3 separate regions of the Homo sapiens genome follow, and regions 1 and 3 are each linked to region 2. The links are chromatin contacts, found by Hi-C or POLR2A ChIA-PET in ENCODE. All regions are on one chromosome and are shown on one strand. Each heading gives the region's core, a stretch centred on a gene start or an enhancer-like site at or near the end of the contact. The rest is flanking DNA. Distances are from core to core; before and after follow the strand shown.

Region 1 (3,716 bases), core at 611-3,110, 67 kb before region 2:
TTGGCTCACTGCAACCTCCGCTTCCCGGGTTCATGCCATTCTCCTGCCTCAGCCTTCCGAGTAGCTGGGACTACAGGCGTGCACCACCACACCCGGCTAATTCCATTTTTTAATTGAGGTTTTTGTTTTGGGTTATAGGAGTTCTTTATCATGGATGGACTTTCATAATCTCTTCCCTTTATCCAGCCCAGTAAAACCCATACATTTATTCTTTGCTTACTTTTTTTTGTGTAATTCAATTTTTTAAATGTCTAATGCATTTTCATTCCAATTAAAAATATACATAGAATATTTCTTATAAAAATGTATAGATTATAAAAGCAGAAATTTCACCTGACTGCCCACCCCAGTTTCAGCTTTCCTCTAAGAGTTAGCCACTATTATCCCTTCGGTGTGGATATTCAGGGTTTTTTTTCCTTGCATGGACATACATATGTAAATGTACATATATAAAAATAATTTGTGACGCCTGCCATGGTATCTCACGCCTGTAATCCCAGCACTTTGGGATGCTGAGGTGAGAGAATTGCTTGAGGCCAGCAGTTTGCGGCTGCAGTGATCTATGATTGTGCCTCTACACTCCAGCCTGGGTGACAGGGTCTCTGTTTCTTAAAAAAAAATTCGTATTTGGGGTTAATAGTAGTACCTACCTCGTAGGTTATTATAGGATCAGCACAGTAGGCCAGACAAAGTGCGTATGCTATTATCTTGCATGTAGTAAGTACCAGCATGTACTACCTGTTATCCAGAAATGTGCTGAAATGTGCCTTGTATTTTCTCTCTTTCCGTTTGGATCAGTCTTCCCAGAAGTTATCAATTTGAGTTTTTTCAAAGAACCAGTTGTTGGTTTTATTGATTTTGTTTTCTTTTTCATTGATTTCTGCTTTACTCTTTATTATTTCCTTTTTTCTGCTGGCTTTGGGTTCCATTTGCTCTTCTGTCTTTCCTAGTTTCTTAAGGCAAAGGCTTAGATCATTGACTTTAGATTTTTTGTCTTTTCTAACAAGTGTTCAAAACTATAATATAAATTTCCCTCTAAGCATTGTTTAGCCACATTTCACAAATTTGGAAATGTTTATTCATTTTCATCTTCATTCAGTTGAAAATATTTTCTAATTTCCCTTTTAATTTCTTCTTTTACCCGCTTATTATTTGGAAATTGTTATTTCATTTCCAAGTATTTGGGGATTTTCAAATATCTCCTGTTAATTTCTAAATTAGTTGTAGTCAGAGAACATATTCTGTGATTTCAATGTTGAGGCTTGTCTGAAGCCCCAGAATATGGTGTATTCTGTGGAATGTTTCATGCACACATAATAAGAATGTAGCTGTGTGTGGTGGCTCATGCCTGTAATCCCAACACTTTGGGAGGCTGAGGTGGGTGGATTACTTGAGGTCAGGAGTTTGAGACCAGCCTGGCCAACATGGTGAAACCCTGTCTCTATGAAACATACAAAAATTAGCTGGGTGTGGTGGTGGGTGCCTGTAATCTTGATTGCACCCCTGCACTTTAGTCTGGGTGACAAAGCGAGACTACATCTCAAAAAAAAAAAGTGTGTTTTGCTGCTCTGTAAAGCTTAATGAGATCAAGTTGATAGTGTTCAGGTATCCTTGACTTGAAATAATTTTCTGCCTACTTGTTCTATTCACTGTTAGGAGAGGAGTTGAACTAACACACAAGGTTGGCTTACTGCATTAGTTTGACATGAATCTCAGAGATCTTACCCGTACCTGATTATTTAGTAACTTTAAAGATACAAGTTATATCCTCACTTGTGTGCTCAGGCAAAGTGGGGAGAGATGTGGGAGAGTCTGTGCAACTCCTGCAGGTCCGTCCTCTTTGAACCCCGCCTGAGAGATGAGACCTCTCACTGAGGTGTGTTGTCCTCTCACTGAGGTGTGTGGTCCTCTCACTTAGGTGTGTAATCCTCTCACTGAGGTGTGTAGTCCTCTCACTGAGGTGTGTCTTCCTCTCAGATGTGTCGTCCTTTCACTGCGGCGTGTCATCCTCTCACTGAGGTGTGTCGTCCTCTCACTGCACAAGGAGCATTAAGGATGTGCAGTGTTTCCCTTTTGTAGTCAGATAGTTTATACACCTTAGGGAACGTTTTCCAGGGAGCCATGTCCCGTAAGTCCATGGATTTTAGGTATGTTTACCAAACACAATCCTAAACTAACCACATCTTGCTAAAAACATTTCATAGATAAGGACACTTCTCTTAGCGAATACCAGTCATTTATTTATAGAGAAGCCAGTCTCAGCGTTCTGGGGAGATCAGCTCCAGCGACTGGCTTTATTTCCCAGGAGTATCTCCATCGTGCTGGGGAGGCATGAAGAGCAGTTTCACTGCTTAGTTCCTCTTTCTTCTGAGGAGGATTGAAATCTCTCATGCTAATTATGGATTATTTTCTCTCAGCTCTGCAGGTTTTGCTTCATGTATTTGAGAATGTTATAAGGTGCATGCACTTTTAGGATTTTTACATCATATTTGTAAATTTGACCCCCTTTATCTCCAGTGACATTCTTTGTTGTGAAGTCACCTTGGTCTGACTACTCTCCTTTCTTCTGATTTGGTGTTTGCGTGGTGTGTTTGCCAAGTTTAGCTTTTTTCACTTTCAACCTTTGTGTATGTGTAAAGTGCATTTCTTTCAGGTATCATATAATTAGGTCTTGCTTCTTTATTCACCCTGGCAACCTCTGTTTTTTATTTGGAATCTTTAGACTACTTGGGTTTAAATCTATCATCTCTGGCGTTTTCAGTTACATCTTTCACTTGTCACTGTCCACTCTCAAATGGTATTACACTGCCTGAGCTGCGGGGCAGTGCTCTGACTGTAGCTTCCTGCTTCTGACATGTTCTTGGTTGGCAGTGTTGCTGTGTCATGTCCAAGTGAAACATGGTATAAACCCCACAATATGATGTTTTTGTTTTTGCTTTAAATAGGCAATTACATTTTTTCCCCTCAAATTTGAAAAGAGAAAAAAAAGTCTTTTTTTTTTTTTTTTGAGATGGAGTTTTGCTGTTGTTGCCCAGACTGGAGTGTAATGGCACAATCTCAGCTCACTGCAACCTCCCCCACGTGGGTTCAAGCGAGTCTCCTGCCTCAGCCTCCCTAGTAGCTGGGATTACAGGCAGGCACCACCGTGCCTGGCTAATGTTTTTGTATTTTTAGTAGAGACAGGGTTTCACTGTGTTTGCCAGGCTCGCCTTGAACTCCTGACCTTAGGTGATCCACGTGCCTCAGCCACCCTTAAGTGCTGGGATTATAGGATTATAGGTGTGAGCCACCACACCTGGCCTCTTTTTTTTTTTTTTTTTGAGTCGGAGTTTTGGTCTTGTTGCCCAGGCTGCCAGGATGGAGTGCAATGGCATGATCTTGGCTCACTGCAGCCTCTGCCTCCCTCCTGGGTTCAAACGATTCTGGCTCAGCCTCCCGAGTAGCTGGGATTACAGGCATACGCCACCACACCTGGCTAATTTTGTATTTTTGAGTAGAGACATGGTTTCGTCATGTTGGTCAGGCTGGTTTCGAACTCCTGACCTCAGGTGATCCACCCACCTCGGCCTCCCAAAGAGCCACCATGGCTGGCCAGAAAAAAGTTTTTTATGTTAACTTACATTTTACCATTATGGGCCCTTAAGGTTTTGTTTCTGTCCCAGCTGCCTTGTGTTATCGTTTTCCTTCAGTTTGAAGATCTCCCTTTACCGTTTCTA
Region 2 (3,587 bases), core at 64-2,563:
TTAATATGTGTATTACAGCTGAAAATAATAATCTAGTAAGGGTTATATCTGATTTCTTGAGGCCTCATTAGCAACCAAAAGTTGCATTTAAAAATTACAAAAGCATATCTCCATCGAGAAATGGCCTTTTTATGTTGTCTACTTTTTTCCCAGAGGTTCCAATAAGTAACAATCACAGCACAAATCATTAAGTATGGGGACTTGTTCTGTTGATAGTATTCATGTGTTTAAATTTCATCTGGCCCACTGGCTGCAAAAAGCAAGGAAGTTGTGTCTCATGAATATCTGTCTATATTTGCGGCCTGCCCTGATCAGGGTATCCTTCTTGTCATTTAAGAAATCATAAGCATATAATATTTTATACCAGCTTAATGTATACATCCACATGTAACAGCCAGAAAACATAAAGCTATGCAAAATGAAAAATTCCCCCAGTTTTGCTTGCAAATTTATTCAAGTCCTTAGCAATACATTCAGTCTTTACAGAGTTAACAGTATAGCTGCCCAGGGGATCCTGGGAGATCCACCTAGAATGCAACTCCTGTCCCTTCCTTGGGGCCCCTTCCTGGGGGCCCTAAAGTAGCGGCTAGGCTAAAGGAAAGGCTGTTTCCCCTGCTAGTTTATCTAAAGTTTTGCTCCAGCCCTGGGAATTGAATATCCTTTGTTGCTCTCTTGGAAGAGAGAGAAACACAAACTTTTTACATTTTTTGGTCCGCCCAAGCCCACCTTTGGGACTGTTTGGGTCTTTTTCCCGCCCACCTGGAGGAGAAAACTAAAATCAAGGGAGTTACCAGAACCACACTCCTACCCCCTCTCAGTTTAGCAAGTGGGAAAAGGGGGGTTAAAAATCTAGCCTACTCTCCTGGGGTTAGCGCTCCTATTTTCAAATCCATTGGGAAGTTTTACTGCTCTCAGGTGACAGCAGCTCGGCTTCTGTTTTGTGCTATGGATGACTCTGTAGCCACCCAGGGCACCAATTGTCAGGGGTCTCCAAGACCACCCCCAGGTTTGATGGTTGGCCAGGAGGACTCACAAGACTCAGCATGTAGTTGAACTCAGGGCTATAGTTTATTACAGTGAAGGCACACAGAGCAAAATCATGAAAAAAGGACATGGGTAAAGTCCAGAGGAAAGCAGGTACAAGCTTCCACAGGATCCACACAGGACGAGCTTAACTGCCCTGGCACTGAGCTGTGTCAGGTGCTGTCTGCCGGGAAGCTGGATAGAGACTCCAGGCCCAGGGTTTCCATTAGGGCTGATCACACGGGCACCCCCTTCCTGGCGCATACGAAGTTCCAGAACAAGGAAAGCAGGTTTCAGCACAGACCACATTGTTTGTACAGACAGTTCAGGCACAGGGAACCACACCTACTACCTAGGGAATGGGAGAGCCCTCCTGAGATCCAGACTCCAGCCGAGGGCCAGCCTGCAGCAACCCTGTCTGAGGTTGTATCTCGGGCCAGCTGTTAGCTGTCTTCTGCACAGAACCATGATTAAAGTTTGTTAGTTTCCCACTGTTAGATATTTAGGTAGTTATCTTTGTTTTTCTATTAATAAAAAATATGATGAATATCTTTCTAACTTAGTTATTTTGCTTTTTTGGGGGGAGTAATTCCTAGAAGTAGAGAGAGTAGCTTTACTGAGCATTTTAATATCTTTTATATCTTCCTAGGATATTTATGTATTTCATCCTTCCGTTTATCTTCTTTTTATCCTATATCAGTAAAATATTCATAATATTATATTGATAAAACATATAGTATGGATTGTTCAAAATTACGATCTTCATTAGTACTTTGTGAATGTTTTGTGTGTATTAAGGGGACACTGTAGCTACTTGTTGGCTCAGCTATTGTTTTTGACGCTCCATCAGGCCCCAGTTGTGACAACGTTGAGGAAGATATGAATGCTTCTGCTCAAGGTGCTTCTGCCACAGTTTTGGAAGAAACAAGGAAGGAAACGGCTCCTGTGCAGCTCCCTGTTTCAGGACCAGAACTGGCTGCCATGATGAAGATTGGAACAAGGGTCATGAGAGGTGTGGACTGGAAATGGGGCGATCAGGTACTCAGAGATTTGATGTGAACACATTAGCCACACATTAGTTATCTTCTGCACAGTTCTGTACGATATTGGTGGGTGGAAATTGGAATAATCCAGGATGTGTCAGTTGATTGATGACACAGGTGTTGGTTCCCGAGCAGCCGAAGGGAGTGAACACAAGTAGGGAATCATAAGTAGGGCATCTGAGCAGAATCAAGTCTGGAAAGAGAGGCAGCTCTTTTCAGGAAACTCACTGGCATGAGGCTCAGTTTGATGGGTCACTGGAACAAGAGTGTGAGAGTGAGCAAGAGAGTAAATCTCATTCTGAAAGTTGGTGTAGTGAAGGCTCTGAGGCAGGAAGCCCAGATGCTGCCCCTGTGGGCTGATGGCCATGTGCTGCGAAGTGCCCTGAAGCCAGTAGTTAGGGATCTACTTCATGGGCCTGTGGCCACGTTTCCATCTTCCCTCATTGCAGGTCTCTTCTAAATCTCTGCCAGGTGCCCCCAGGTGGAAGTCACTTACCACAGCCCTAGCTAAGTTAGGGCAGTGTTCACCTTCCCATGGTCTGTCTGGCTTTTCTCAGCCACGCTGGTAAGCCCCGGCTTTGTCACAGTCATCTTAGAAATAGCAGTGTCTGGAGACAGCATCCATCCTAGAAACAGCTTTCTCCTGCAGAAGTGAGAGACAGAGCTTCCCCCTGGGGCCCAGGGGAAACTGAAGCAAAGGGAATGTGGAGGTGCTGGTGCTTGTTTCAGGTTTCCGCTCTTGCAAGGCCCGTGAGGGATTGTGGGGTCAGGACTTGCTGCAAAGCCCTGTCTCTGCATTGACTCAGAGGATCCTCATTGAGATGAGATTTCCCCGACTTCCTTGGTAAAGCAGCATGAGCACGTTATTTTATGCCATTTAATTTAAAATGATGCAAGCACACATTTTGTAGGAGAGGTGAAATCTGTGTCTGGGGACAGCCCCTGACAGACAGGGTGGCATATGGCGACATCTGTGTGGCAGGTCTGGTGGGAGCCATGGAAGGACCAGGGCAGGGCACGCACCCTCCTAACTGAGGTCTGGTGGGAGCCATGGAAGGACCAGGGCAGGGCACGCACCCTCCTAACAGGTCTGGTGGGAGCCATGGAAGGACCAGGGCAGGGCATGCACCCTCCTAACTGAGGTCTGGTGGGAGCCATGGAAGGACCAGGGCAGGGCACGCACCCTCCTAACTGAGGTCTGGTGGGAGCTATGGAAGGACCAGGGCAGGGCACACACCCTCCTAACTGAGGTCTGCTGGGAGCCATGGAAGGACCAGGGCAGGGCATGCACCCTCCTAACTGAGGTCTGCTGGGAGCCATGGAAGGACCAGGGCAGGTTACGCACCCTCCTAACTGATCTCTACTTTGGCTTTCTCAGGATGGGCCTCCTCCAGGCCTAGGCCGCGTGATTGGTGAGCTGGGAGAGGACGGATGGATAAGAGTCCAGTGGGACACAGGCAGCACCAACTCCTACAGGATGGGGAAAGAAGGAAAATACGACCTCAAGCTGGCAGAGCTGCC
Region 3 (3,499 bases), core at 367-2,866, 94 kb after region 2:
ATTATCACAGGTTGGGCCATGGATCAGATGACCATGTTCGAAGGCCTCGGCAGGTCCAAGGGTTGCAGGGGAAGAAAGTCATCGCCATCGCCACTGGCTCCCTGCACTGTGTGTGCTGCACAGAGGATGGTAGGTAGGGGCTCAGTGCCGCAGGACTGAGGCCTGTGAATCTAAGAGGGTTGAGCATGAAGGACATGCGCAGCCTTAAAAGGGGGCACAGGCCAGGTGTGGTGGCTCACTCCTGTTGCCCCAGCACTTTGGGAGGCTGAGGCAGGCGGATCACGAGGTCAAGAGATCGAGACCAGCCTGGCCTACACGGTAAACATCATCTCTACTAAAAATACAAAAATTAGCTGGGCATGGTGGCGCGCGCCTGCATCTCAGCTACTCAAGAGGCTGAGGCAGGAGAATCACTTGAACCCGGGAGGTGGAGGTTGCAGTGAGCCAAGATCGTGCCATTGCACTCCAGCCTGGTGACAGAGCAAGACTGTCTCAAAAAAAAAAAAAAAAAGGAGGCAGAGGCTTATACTGTGTCCTGAGAATCTATCTGCAGTCAGCAGGGCTTTGGCCCTGTCATCTTCAGCCCCTGCTGTTAAACCTGTGAATGAGTTCTATTTATTACTTATTACTGGGCTGTGCAGAACAGAGCTAGCAGCCAGCCTGAGACGTGTCCTTAGACAGACCTGCTGCAGGCTTGGCCCTCTGCTGGTGTCTGGGAACCTGGGTTTCGGGAGGGATCCCCTGTTCCCTAGGTGGTAGGTGTGGTTCACTGTGCCTGAACTGTCTGTACAAGCGACATGTTCTGTGCTGAAATCTGCTTTCCTTGGTCTGGAACTTGGTACGCGCCAGGCAGGGGGTGCCTGTGTGATCAGCCCTGATGGAAACCCTGGGCCTGGAGTCTCTACCCAGCTTCCCGGCAGACAGCACCTGACACAGCTCAGTGCCGGGGCAGTTAAGCTCGTCCTGTGTGGCTCCTGTGGGAGAGGACTCTGGAAGCTTGCTCCTGGTTCCCCCACTGCTTTGCCACAGGTCCCCATCCCTGTGCTGGTCTTACTCTGTGTCCTCTTGCCATAATACACTGTAACTGTGAGGAGGAGTGTATGCTGAGTCTTGTAAGTCATGCTGGAGAATCAGGAGCGTGGGGCGGTCCGGGGAACCCCAACACAATGGCAAAAGGGACTTTTCAGGTCAAATGAAGTTTGTGAGTCAGCTGACTTGATGATATGGAGATTATTCTGGATTATTTAGTGGGCCCAGTGTAATCACACAGACCCTTTGATCAGAAAAGGAGGCAGAAGAGTCAGTCAGAGATGTGACTGAAGAGGTAGTAGAAAGATTTTCAAAGTCTGAGAGCTCTCTACCCTCTGTTGCTGGCTTTCGTGGAGGAACAGGGCTGGGGAATGGGGTGGCCCCTGGAAGCTGGGAATAGCTCAGCCAGCAAGGAACCTGGACCTCAGTCCCACAGAGAACTGAGCTGTGTCTGAATGAGCAAGGAAACTCTCCCCTGGGGCCTCTGGGAAGGGAGACAGACCCATGCGGGGCTTCTCACCTGCAGAGCGAAAGGATCCTAAGTGTGTGTTGTTTAAGCCAGCCGGGCTGTGGGGATGTGTTATGGCAGCAGTGAAAAACGTGGGCGCCATCTTTCATTAACATGGCCTTCGCACAAACTGTGCTCCTCGTTAAAGCCTTTGGTGAATTATATAAGCATGCACCCTTTAATCATTTCATTGAGGGAAGAGGCTCATGGATGAATGAGCAACTTCTGTGGCCTGTAGTGGAAGGACATTGTAGTTCTTGATCCAGAACTTTTTATTTGACTTATTTAATTCTTTTAAATTTTGAGACAAATCACAGTTGGAAGCAAACCAGTTGGAAGTACATTACCTAGAACTTGCTTATCCCAGTCCACATGAGAGTGAGTTGCTGTCCTGCTGCCGCGTCCTGAGCTTTTCAGTGTGTTTCCCACAAACAGGGAGGCTCGTCCTGCCAGCCAGTTCACACTCCCCCACCCCGCCTGACGCCCATGCCCATTTGCAGCACATTGCCTGCCAGTCAGCTGGCAAGCTGTACCCTCTGTCCTGTGACACTCTCTCAGTGCCTGGCATCATCGTTTCACTTCCTCGTCTTCCTGGGCTTCTTGCAACTTGACACCAGTTATTTTGTAGCACATTCTTCTGTTTGGATTTTTTGCGATGTTTCTGCGTAGATTCGGGTTGTGTGTCTTTGATCGTCACAGTTCATCCTTGCAGGTGACATGCAGTTTGTCTGCTTGCTGATGATGCTCACTACAGTTGCTTGGTTACATTGTCTGCCATGCTTTTCACTGCGAACATTCTTTATAATTAACAAGTATTTAGTAGGGACATCCTGAATCTATTTAAATATTCCTTTCTCATGCAGCTTTGAATCAATTCATGTATTTGTTTTATCTGAGTGGGAATCATGGATCCTAATGTATTCATTGGGGTATATAGTCTATTTATTTTGATGCTCTAGTTGTGCTCTATTTGGCTGGCTCTGCCCCCTTTTTGTGTGTCCCCGTTGTCTGGGAGTACTTCCTTGCTCTGGCAGAAGAAGATGATTAGCCTCCACTTGTTCCCGCCATGCCCCACGCCTCGACCTGGCCATTTCTCCAAGGAGCCCTGGCATCTGTGGAGGAGAATGGCCTTGAGAAGACAAGGTCTGGATGATGGGTGTGCTCATTGCTATTGAGGCGTCACCGCTCCCCAGACCTCCTCAGTGGACAAAGCCAGGGAATAGTAATGTAAACAATACCCTGGTTTATGTTTGATGTCTGTTGAAAACTGTGAGTTCACACCAGTATCCCCAGGTCCAGTTTGGATCCACAGGGTTCATTCCAGTTTTCTCATGGCAACCTTGCAGATCCTTTCTTTTCTGGCGATTTGGCCACTCCCCCCGTGCATAACCAGCATCTCATCCTCCCCTGTGTGGCTCCTCCCCTTGCATGTGGGGGTCTTGGCTGACTCCCCTCGGAGCTAGCACCTGGGTGGAAGCCCTCCTCACTCTCACAGACTCATTCCCTATGCCCAGCTGCGTCTGCAGAGACACCCTCCTCACCTTGTGTGTGCGACACCCGCCTCGTGGCTTTAGGACCAACGTGTGGAGAGCAGGCAGGGGCAGGAGACAAGTACACTGCCCTTGACCACGCAGGCGTCACACTTTCCAGACACCCGAGGAGTCTCTCTGGATTTGACAATCCTGATGGTGTCTCCAGAGAACATGAGCCTTGTTTCCATCCTGGTCACCAGGGACCTTGCCTGAGAATATTTTCCGGTGGTATTTCTTGGTTGAGGTCCCACACGGTGCACTGAAAAGTGTGATGATTCTTGCGAATGGTGAATCTTATGTTTAGGATATGAACAGAAACGGCATGTTCTTTTTTTATGTTATTTTTTAAATTTATTTTTATTTCAACAAGTTTTTGGCGAACAGGTGGTGTTTGGTTACATGAATAAGCTCTTTAGAGGTGATGTCTGAG

What was found. A loop is a pair of places that touch in the nucleus more often than their neighbours do. ChIA-PET counts read pairs that join two places held with the same protein, here RNA polymerase II (POLR2A). Pooled maps may share reads with other maps.
Region 1: a loop to region 2 is called in a pooled map of ovary, with 3 times the contacts of the local background. The contact joins two enhancer-like sites. A Hi-C loop is called at or near these places in 1 of 168 maps with a recorded cell type or tissue (CD8-positive, alpha-beta T cell) and 3 of 50 pooled maps. POLR2A ChIA-PET finds 5 or more read pairs at or near these places in 2 of 52 experiments (GM12878 and H1).
Region 3: a loop to region 2 is called in a map of CD4-positive, alpha-beta T cell, with 5 times the contacts of the local background. The contact joins two enhancer-like sites. A Hi-C loop is called at or near these places in 2 of 168 maps with a recorded cell type or tissue (CD4-positive, alpha-beta T cell and CD8-positive, alpha-beta T cell), 1 of 37 single-sample maps with no recorded cell type and 6 of 50 pooled maps. POLR2A ChIA-PET finds 5 or more read pairs at or near these places in 1 of 52 experiments (activated T-cell).

What each region holds. Positions count from the first base shown.
Region 1 is chr15:28,288,140-28,291,855 of GRCh38, reverse strand. All of the region lies in intron 4 of HERC2 (HECT and RLD domain containing E3 ubiquitin protein ligase 2), which reads left to right. Among named protein-coding and RNA genes, the nearest start is that of HERC2, 32 kb to the left of the region's middle. Within about 2 kb of position 1,860, at least 2 of the 41 ENCODE cell types and tissues checked have a DNase peak (open chromatin) inside an H3K27ac peak, as active enhancers do.
Region 2 is chr15:28,220,502-28,224,088 of GRCh38, reverse strand. It overlaps HERC2 (HECT and RLD domain containing E3 ubiquitin protein ligase 2), which reads left to right. Exons shown (of 93, transcript NM_004667.6): 36 at 1,874-2,061; 37 at 3,445-3,587. Among named protein-coding and RNA genes, the nearest start is that of HERC2, 100 kb to the left of the region's middle. Within about 2 kb of position 1,313, at least 2 of the 41 ENCODE cell types and tissues checked have a DNase peak (open chromatin) inside an H3K27ac peak, as active enhancers do.
Region 3 is chr15:28,126,793-28,130,291 of GRCh38, reverse strand. It overlaps HERC2 (HECT and RLD domain containing E3 ubiquitin protein ligase 2), which reads left to right. Exons shown (of 93, transcript NM_004667.6): 83 at 1-129. Among named protein-coding and RNA genes, the nearest start is that of OCA2, 29 kb to the right of the region's middle. Within about 2 kb of position 1,616, at least 3 of the 41 ENCODE cell types and tissues checked have a DNase peak (open chromatin) inside an H3K27ac peak, as active enhancers do.